Regions from separate parts of the Homo sapiens genome. Here region 1 is linked to region 2. A link is an interaction called in ENCODE POLR2A ChIA-PET data of the cell type or tissue named here. Cell type or tissue: PC-3. All regions are shown on one strand. Each heading gives the region's core, and the rest is flanking DNA. Links, peaks and the distances in the headings are about the cores only.

What was found. ChIA-PET counts read pairs that join two places held together with the same protein. Peaks named below come from ENCODE experiments on the same cell type or tissue, not always from the same donor. Only the 100,000 strongest peaks of a DNase experiment are listed, where the experiment ranks them.
Region 1: POLR2A ChIA-PET joins it to region 2 with 5 read pairs; 2 of 35 experiments call an interaction of 5 or more read pairs at or near these places.

What each region holds. Positions count from the first base shown.
Region 1 is chr2:177,417,331-177,421,737 of GRCh38, forward strand. It overlaps AGPS (alkylglycerone phosphate synthase), which reads left to right. Exons shown (of 20, transcript NM_003659.4): 2 at 2,939-3,028. Among named protein-coding and RNA genes, the nearest start is that of AGPS, 27 kb to the left of the region's middle. In PC-3, for the core only: no CTCF peak of the experiment used is centred there; no DNase peak of the experiment used is centred there.
Region 2 is chr2:177,516,770-177,521,176 of GRCh38, forward strand. The region is part of intron 17 of AGPS (alkylglycerone phosphate synthase); the gene reads left to right. Among named protein-coding and RNA genes, the nearest start is that of IFT70B, 34 kb to the right of the region's middle. In PC-3, for the core only: no CTCF peak of the experiment used is centred there; no DNase peak of the experiment used is centred there; H3K27ac peaks cover 723 bases.

The DNA of each region.
Region 1 (4,407 bases), core at 119-4,118, 100 kb before region 2:
CATAAATAAATTTTATGTTTAGACTTGGGTCCCATCCCCAAGAAATCTCATTGTGTATATGTAAATATTCCAGAATCTGAAAAATATCTGAAATCTGAAACACTTCTGGTCCCAAGCATTTTGGATAAAGGATACTCAATCTATAGTAACATGTAATAGTTTCTTGAAACAGTATTGATGTAAATCAAAAAATGAGTTCTTTCAAATATTCTGGTTATCTGACAGCCTGACTTAGATGGGTTTCAGATATTATTGCCTCTCTGAAGAGGAAGAATTATGAGACTGGAAGTCAGCCTTTGGATACTCACAACTAACTTAGCTGCGTGACCAGGGATGCTTCTCTGGGCAGTTTCTTTATCTGAAAAATGAGCAATTGAACTGGATGGGTTCTGAGGATCTTTTTAGTTTTCAAATTCTGTGACTATATAAAGTTTTACTCTAATTTTAAAATGTTATGCTGTAATACCGTTCAAAATACTTCTATGTATAAGAAGTTATTAAAAAATTTAATCATATAGTTATATTTAACTATCAGAGTATATACTAGTAATTTGGTGGGGATGGGGTTAGAATATGTGTACATAAAAGTTTAAAACTAGAAGCCTGGGAAATTTACCTGTTTTTTATTTAACACCTGGGGTACTTGAAGATATCAGAAGATTGGTTTGGGGGTAATCTAGATTTTAATTGTATATGATTTATGCATAATCCTGTTTTGGGTATAAATGCATTCCAAATGCCTACATTCAACTTCTGAGAAGACTCCAAAAGTTGATATAAATATGGTAAAGTCCATTTCATAAGCCCAATTTTATGACTGGGATGAAAAGAGAGAAAAAGGTACCTACAGTTGAAAATTTGGAAGTTCTTTAGAATATTACCCAACTTGAAAATTTAAGGCCAAAGACTCTTCAGGATGTAAATCCCTTCATTTTATAGTGTATAACAGCAGATCTTTCCTGCTATCTTGATTCATTTCCTCATGAAGTGCTAAGAATGAACCCATGTGACCAAGTTTAGCTTTTTACTTTGGGGCCATCTGGGGATAAGTTTTTAAATTCTAGGGATAATTTTAAGGAAAATGATTTTCGTTGTTAAGCTACATAAACATGCCAGATTCAACCTCTGTACTGAAATGATTTCCTTGTGCCTTGCCTTGAGATTTTTGCATTTATTTTGTGTAATACCAAATTACTATTTTGTAGAGAACAGAATTATAATAAATGTTGAAATTCACTAATAAAATGCAATCACATAAAATCTATGCATATTATAAGCCATTAAAGATGTTAATGTATTAAAATATACATTTATCCTTCTGATTATTGAAATATAAGAAAATACTAAGTAAATTATACTTCATAAAAGTGAAGATAATTTAATCATGAAAAAAAGCAAAGTGGAAAATATCCTAATCTGTTTTTAGAATGTGAAAATCTTATGGTTCAATCCCAAGTTTTGGCACCAAAAAAAAAAAAAGTAAAATCTTAAGAAAATGTGTGTGTCACTGGTAACATTAGTCGTGATGTTTCTCCATAGAGATTTTTCCAAAAGCTCCGTTCCAAAATCTCTCTCTGCAATGAGGTAGGAATGTTATGGGATTAGAAAAAATATTTGGTGTTAGTTTATAACTAATCTACAAATCCAGTCTCTGGATTGATACTCTTCAGATATTTTGAAGTTTTTGTAGAGGGACTGTAGCTTTTATTAATAGCAAATCATAGTTGTAAACAGAGCATTCCTAGTTTCTTTGTCTTAATTTTATGTATAGATGGAGATTTCAGCTCATAATTAATTACCTGTATCTGGCTTAGTTGTATTATGTTCATGTTCATTTGTTTGAAAAGCCTTTGAACTAGAACAAGAATTATGATTGTAATAAAAAAACTTGCTTGTCAGTTGTTATTTTCTTCTTTCTTGAGAATTACAGAGAATAAGAGAACACTTTCTAATGCGTGCATCTTTATTTTGAAATTTTAATGCAGCAAATAACTTTCAAGATAGAAAAGGGTTTTTGTTAAGTTATTTGCACCATAAACTGCATAGTTGAATTTGTAGTAAGAAGACTCACCACCAATTTATTTCAGTAGCCAAGATCAAACTAGGGTACTATGCCAAAACATGTAATAAAAAGTGATGCAATACTTCAGCATGATTGCTTTTTATGTTTTGTACAGGTCCAGACCTATCTATTCTTACATGATGTGCAAAATTGAATGATTCAACCATTGATTTTGATAAATAAGGATTTTTACAACTATGAAATATTGGTGTTTTGCAAATTAAAAATAGCATGTTATGAAATATTGGTATTTTGGAAATTAAAAATAGCATGTTATTTTGAAATATTGAAAGTGAGTATGGCCATTAACTGTTACAATATGTAGGTCAAGGTAGAGATTGGTAGCTATATGGAATTTGAAGAATTTAGAATGTAAACCCAGCACTGAGATTTTTAATCTACTTTATTGTGTCTACTACTAGTCAGTCTACTTGGTAAATTGGTCTTTTTTTAAAAATCGTAGCAGAAGGTTAATAATTATGATTTTTTTCTCATGTGTAAAACTTTGTTTCCTTAGTTTTAATTGCAAAGCTTTTTAGGTCATTCTACAGTGTAAACCCAATAACATGTACAAAATGAGACATTTATATTTTAAGCATATCTTCTTCCTTTTTGCAACTTTTTATTTCTTCCTTTGAATGCATTAAATTTATTGGTTGTAGCCCTCTGTGAAGCAGGTGCTGCTCATCAGAGTGATTCTATATTCAGAAATATTAGTATATGGACATTTTAATGTGTGCTAATTTTATTTAACCTTATACAATATTTGTGGGCATAAGGTATTTTAGATGATTGTGAGTTAATAATCAATGATATACTGTACAGTTTTAAGATGTTTAGCATTGGTCTCACTTATATATATTTTCTTCTCACTAGGCAAGAAGTTATGAAATGGAATGGATGGGGATATAATGATTCTAAATTCATCTTCAATAAGAAGGGCCAAATTGAATTGACTGGGAAAAGGTAACCCTGGTTTATTTCTTCTTTTGTTCCTCCTTTAATTCTTTCTTTCTATGAAAAATTTTAAACACACATGAAAATATAATGATTCCTCCTTGAGTTTAAACATTATCAACATTTTGCCATAACTGCTTTTTGTCTCCTGGTAATATTTCAAATTCTGATGTTGTCATGTCACCTCTAAATATATGTATTTGTGTGTGTGTATATATATATTATATGTCTTAAAAAATAAGGACCTAATATAACCAATTATATAATATTATATATCCAAAATAGCAAAAAATTTTTATTTAGTTATCCAGTTCATATTCACATTCTCCAGTTGTCTCACAAACATCTTTTATAGGTAGTTTATTTGTGTCAGGATCCAAATAATGTCTATAAGCCACCCACCACCCAATTCCCATGCCATTCAGTTTTTTGAAAGTAGCTTCATATTTAAATCTGGTAATTTACAAGGAGTGTGGGTTATTATGAAAGGTGAATGATTTTAGGTCTGTGTGAATATAAATAGTATTTTAAAAAATTAGCTTCTGAGATAAATTAGGAAAGAAGTGATAGGGAAAGATCAGTCATTTTTGTGATAGCTTTTCTATGTCTTAAATGTGGTTATTTGTTGATAAGAATTACAAAGCATATTGGTTCAATCATACCTCAGTAAAACTGGAAAAATATTAAAAAGAATTCTAAAGGATATTTGTGTTATTCCTGTTTGTTCTAGATATGGTCAGAATTGTAAAACGAGTTCTTTGTTGGTTTTAAGCAATACTGCCTTTGCCAAAGCTCTGTTTTTGGTTTGTCTGTTGAATTTTGATACATTTGAAAGGGCAGTGAGTACAAATATGTAATACTTAAATGCTGGAACCAAAAATAAAAAGAAACTGAGACTAAGTAAAAAATTGGATCAGATATATTATGAGTCTATTCCAGTATTGTACCCTGATTTAATATCTATTGGACATTACTATACTTAAGTTAATGTTTTTAAAACATGTGCTATATCAGTATATTAAAATATCAGCAAAGTAAGTTTCATTCCTTTGGAGAAGTTATTTATTTCCTTTTCATTGCAATGTATTAATAATTTTTCTATTTTTCTGACATTAATATTTTGTACCTAAAATAAAACCTCAGGAATAGTAATTTGAAAGTAATTTTAATGAAGTTCTGAAGATGTACATTTGACTTTTTTTTTAATTAGGAAAATAAATATTATCTGTGTTCTCATTCCCATCCTTAATTGTGACTGGGTAGCAAGCAATGGAGGCTTAGTTGAGAAATTGTGTAATTCAGGTAGAAGGGATTTCTGGTTAATATCAGATTTACCAGTGTTCTAAATGTGGAATCTTTTATGTTTTATTTAAATAGAATAATGCCTA
Region 2 (4,407 bases), core at 238-4,237:
TACTAATTTCTGCAAGTTCGTTTCATTCATTTATCCTTCACACTTTATTTGAATTTGGTTATTCCTAATGATAGTGCCCTTGGAGTTAAAATGGTTCTCCGTTGTTTCTTAAACTTTGTATATCTGGTACTTAAAATGTAAATATTCAAGGGATCTTTTTTTTATGAGGGTGAATTAACACTAGAAGAGAAACACAGCTGGCAAATTGACAGTAGCATTGTTAAACAGTTCATTTCTTCTGTTCTGAGGCACCTAACATTTGGCCTAAAATGCGATTAAAATTGTAGATTAGATTCTATTTGTATTGTGTAGTAAAAAGAGTATTTCCTCTGCATTTGCTCCTTCTGTTAAATTAAATTCTTTGTGGGAGCCTCTGTAAATTGCATATGGAGATTTGACTATGATTACCTTACCTCCCTTTTAAATGCTTTCCTAATTGCATTTTGAAAGCTCAGATATATATTATATATATGATTTAATAATCTAACATTCTTGATATCTTTTGTATATACACATTCAACATGTATAAATATTGAGTCATAGTATTTTAAGGCTATGTCACTGCATTTGGTACAATCATCCTATTTGTTTTCCAAAGGCTTACTAATTATTAATGTAAACTTAGTGAAGATGCTATATTTCACTCAGTCTGATCATATTTGGTATTTGGGCATTTCTCCCATTTCTTAGTTTTTAATTCTCATATCTCATACTTATTTCTTTTAACTTCGAGGGAGTTTGGAAAACTTAACTGATCACCACGTTTCATCTGGTCTGTTTAGTGACTGACTTTAAGTGCAGTATACTTAGTTTTTTAAAAAAGAATCCCTCTTGATGGAGATGGGCCAATTGGAAAAACATTTACATTGCTTTTAAATTTCTAATTTTGGGGGAGGTGTAACTAGACTTAAAAAAAAATAGTATTGTACAAATATTTCCTGTGTACCCTTTACTCATCTTCCTCAAATGCTGATATCTCATGTAATTATAGTATGATTATCAAAACCAAAAAATTAGTGTTGTTTCAATATGATTACCTAACTCACAAACCTTTCTTTATCATTTGTCCTACTGATATCTTTATCTTTCATAACCTTCATACATTTGAAGAATACTGGCCAGTTATCTTGTAAAACATCTCTCAGTTTGAGTTTGTCTGATGTTTTCTTGTGATCAAATTCAAGTTACACATTTCAGCAAGATTACCTCAGAAGTGATAGTGAAGTGCTCTTCATGGTAGATCATCTCAGAAGAAGCATGATATTTATTAAGTCTCATTATTGGTGACATTAACTTAGACTACTTGGTTAGGGTGGTACCTGCCAGGTTTCTCCACTCTACAATTACTATTTTTCCCCATTGTATTTAAAAAAATATCTTATGGCTGGGCACAGTGGCTCACGCCTGTAATACCAGCACTTTGGGAGGCTGAGGTGGGTGGATCACTTGAGGTCAGGAGTTTGAGACCAGCCTGGCCAACATGATGAAACCCCGTCTCTACTAAAAATACAAAAAAATTAGCCAGGTGTGGTGGCAGGCGCCTGTAATCCCAGCAATTCGGGAGGCTGAGGTAGGAGAATCGCTTGAACCCGGGAGATGGAGGTTGCAGTGAGCCAAGATAGTGCCACTACACTCCAGCCTGGGCAACAATAGCAAAACTACATCTCAAAAGAAAAAAAAACCCAAAAACCTTATGGGGAGAAACTTTGAGACTATGCAAATATCCTGTTTCTTATATCATCTCCTAATCACATCAATATCCCACTGTTGATTCTTGATTACAGCAGTTATAATTGTGATACTTGTAAATGGTGATTTTCTATTTTAATCATTCATTTTACATTTATCAATTGGAATTCACTGTAAAGAAGAGCTTTCCTCTCCTCTCTTTTTCTGCCCGCCCCCCACCCCTTGCCACTATCTATCTGTCTGTATATGAGTCTATCAGTAGGGACTCATAGACATTTTATTGTCTGGAATATAGCCATTATTGTCATTATTCACTTTGTTGCTCAGATTTTCCCAGTGTGGCTATTGGGAGTTTCTTTAAGTTGGCTTCTGTGTCCTTTTGATCTGGGAAAGTAGGTTTTTGAAGAGGAAGAAAATGGGCGCACATACTTAGGAAGAGTCAGTGATTGAGGCAAGGTGTGAAGATATGAGGCCTAGGGAGAAAGGTGAGAAGATATGAGGCCTAGGGAGAAAGAAAAGCAGGTCTGTGGGCCACAGAGGGTCTGTGTTCTGTAGAGTTGGTGCTGAGTGAAGGTATATCTCCTCAAGCTTTCACAGCAGTGATAGCCGTTGCTCCTTTGATATTGGTTTCTTCCTCAAGTTCTTTGGTTTTTCTTATTCCTGATGTCAGAATTGTAGTTATTTTCAGCTCATTTTTCCCTGCTTTTTTCCCTTAATCTTTTTGTTCATCTGGTTCCTCTACTCATGGATGTCTAGCTTTTTTTACTCTCCTTTGTTATCTCCTGGTTGATTTCTCCTATATCTTAGTAATATTGGCATTTGTTTTACCTAGAACAATATCTTATGTTTCTTTGTCAGTCTCCATTTAGGTATGCCTTTCCAGAACACTTTTCCCAATCCGACCTATCCCAATTTTCTTATTCTTTGTATAGACTGATTTTTAAGCTGCATAAGCTAATTGATGGTGTCTGTCTTTATGTTCTCTCAGCATTCTTCAATCTCGTTTGTCATTCTGTATCTTTAGACTATGTCATATTTTGGCTATATACAGCTTAGAAGAGTTTCTTCTAGTGCATTTAAATTATCTGTGTAGAAAAAAATATTATTGATATTTATTTTGTTGTCATTTATTTTTAAAGTTATAGCCAGAACTGAACAGTGTCTTTGTTTTGGTCTCAACTGCAGTGATTTGCTTTTTTTCTACCCAGAATCTTTAAGTCTGTTGAGCCAGGAGAATCCAAACAAATGATGAGTTCATAGTATTGTTGCCAGAGTGTGACAGGAAAAGGGTCCCAGGATGATCCAGACCTCAGGAGAAGGTTCTTGGATCTCACACAAGAAAGAATTCAGGGCAAGTCCACAGTGCAAAGTGAAAGCAAGTTTATCAGCAAAGTAAAGGAATAAAAGAATGACTACTCCATAGACAGAGCTGCCCCAAGGTCTGCTGATTGCCCATTTTTATGGTTGTTTCTTGATGATAAGCTAAACAAGGAGTGGATTATTCATGCCTCCCCTTTTTAGACCATATAGGGTAACTTCCTGATGTTGCCTTGGCATTTGTAAACTGACATGGCACTGGTGGGAGTGTAGGTGTAGCAGTGAGGATGACCAGAGGTCACTCTCCTGGCCATCTTGGTTTTGGTGGGATTTAGCTGGCTTCTTTACTGCAATCTGTTTTATCAGCAAGGTCTTTATGACCTGTATCTTGTGCTGACTTCCTATCTCATCTTGTGACTTAGAATGGCTTAACCCTCTGGGAATGCAGCCCAGTAGGTAGGTTTCAGCCTCATTTTACCCAGCTCCTATTTAAGATGCAGTTGCTCTGATTCACATGCCTGACAAGAGGACTTAATGTACTTTGAAGAGATTATAATTTGCCCATTCTCTATCAATATGGATTTTTTAAATAATGAAAATTGACTTTAGTCAGTGTTTGCATGTCCATATGTATTCTATGCATTTCATGTTCCTATCCTCAGCAGTGACGGAGCCAATGAAAGGAACCAGGTTTCTTGTTTTGAGTCTAATTTTGCCTTTTTCAAGGGGCAGATGTTTTGCATCCCATCTGTTTACTGTGGCAGTACAAAATGTAGTTTTCACTTGCACATATGGAGCTCATTGTGTGGTCCTTTGGCAGGAAAACACGCTCTTGAAAAGTAATGGAGTTGTACTATTTGTAGTATGGAAGTGCCTCAAATTTTGTCTTATACAAGTCACATGAAGAACTTAATTGTGCATAAAATTTGTTAAATAGCAGAAAGAGAAAAAGTTAGTGTTACTTTTATTGTCAAGATATGTATGTTTTTAAGTAATTTTGTTAAATGTCATTTTGATTATGCAATTTAAAACAATGAATACTCATGCTTACCTGACTATATATATATTGTTTTCACACATGCTGCTGATAGTTCTCATTACTTCTAGATAACAAAACAATAAAATCAGTGAAAATGGCATTTCATCATAAAATTCTGATACAATGTATAAAAGTTTTTGGGTTATTTCCCAATAGAAGTTTTAGTAACATGGGACAGACATGAAAAAGATTGAATATGTACCTATAATATTGACTAATTTGGTACTTCAGTGAAGGTAAAATTCTTGTTTTGCACTGCGTCCTCAGTTCACCTGTTTTGGCGGACAACTCTAAAGCAAGCCAATGTGTATTCCTTCCATGGAGTAGAGGCTGGGAAGAAACTGAGATTATATCTTAAACTA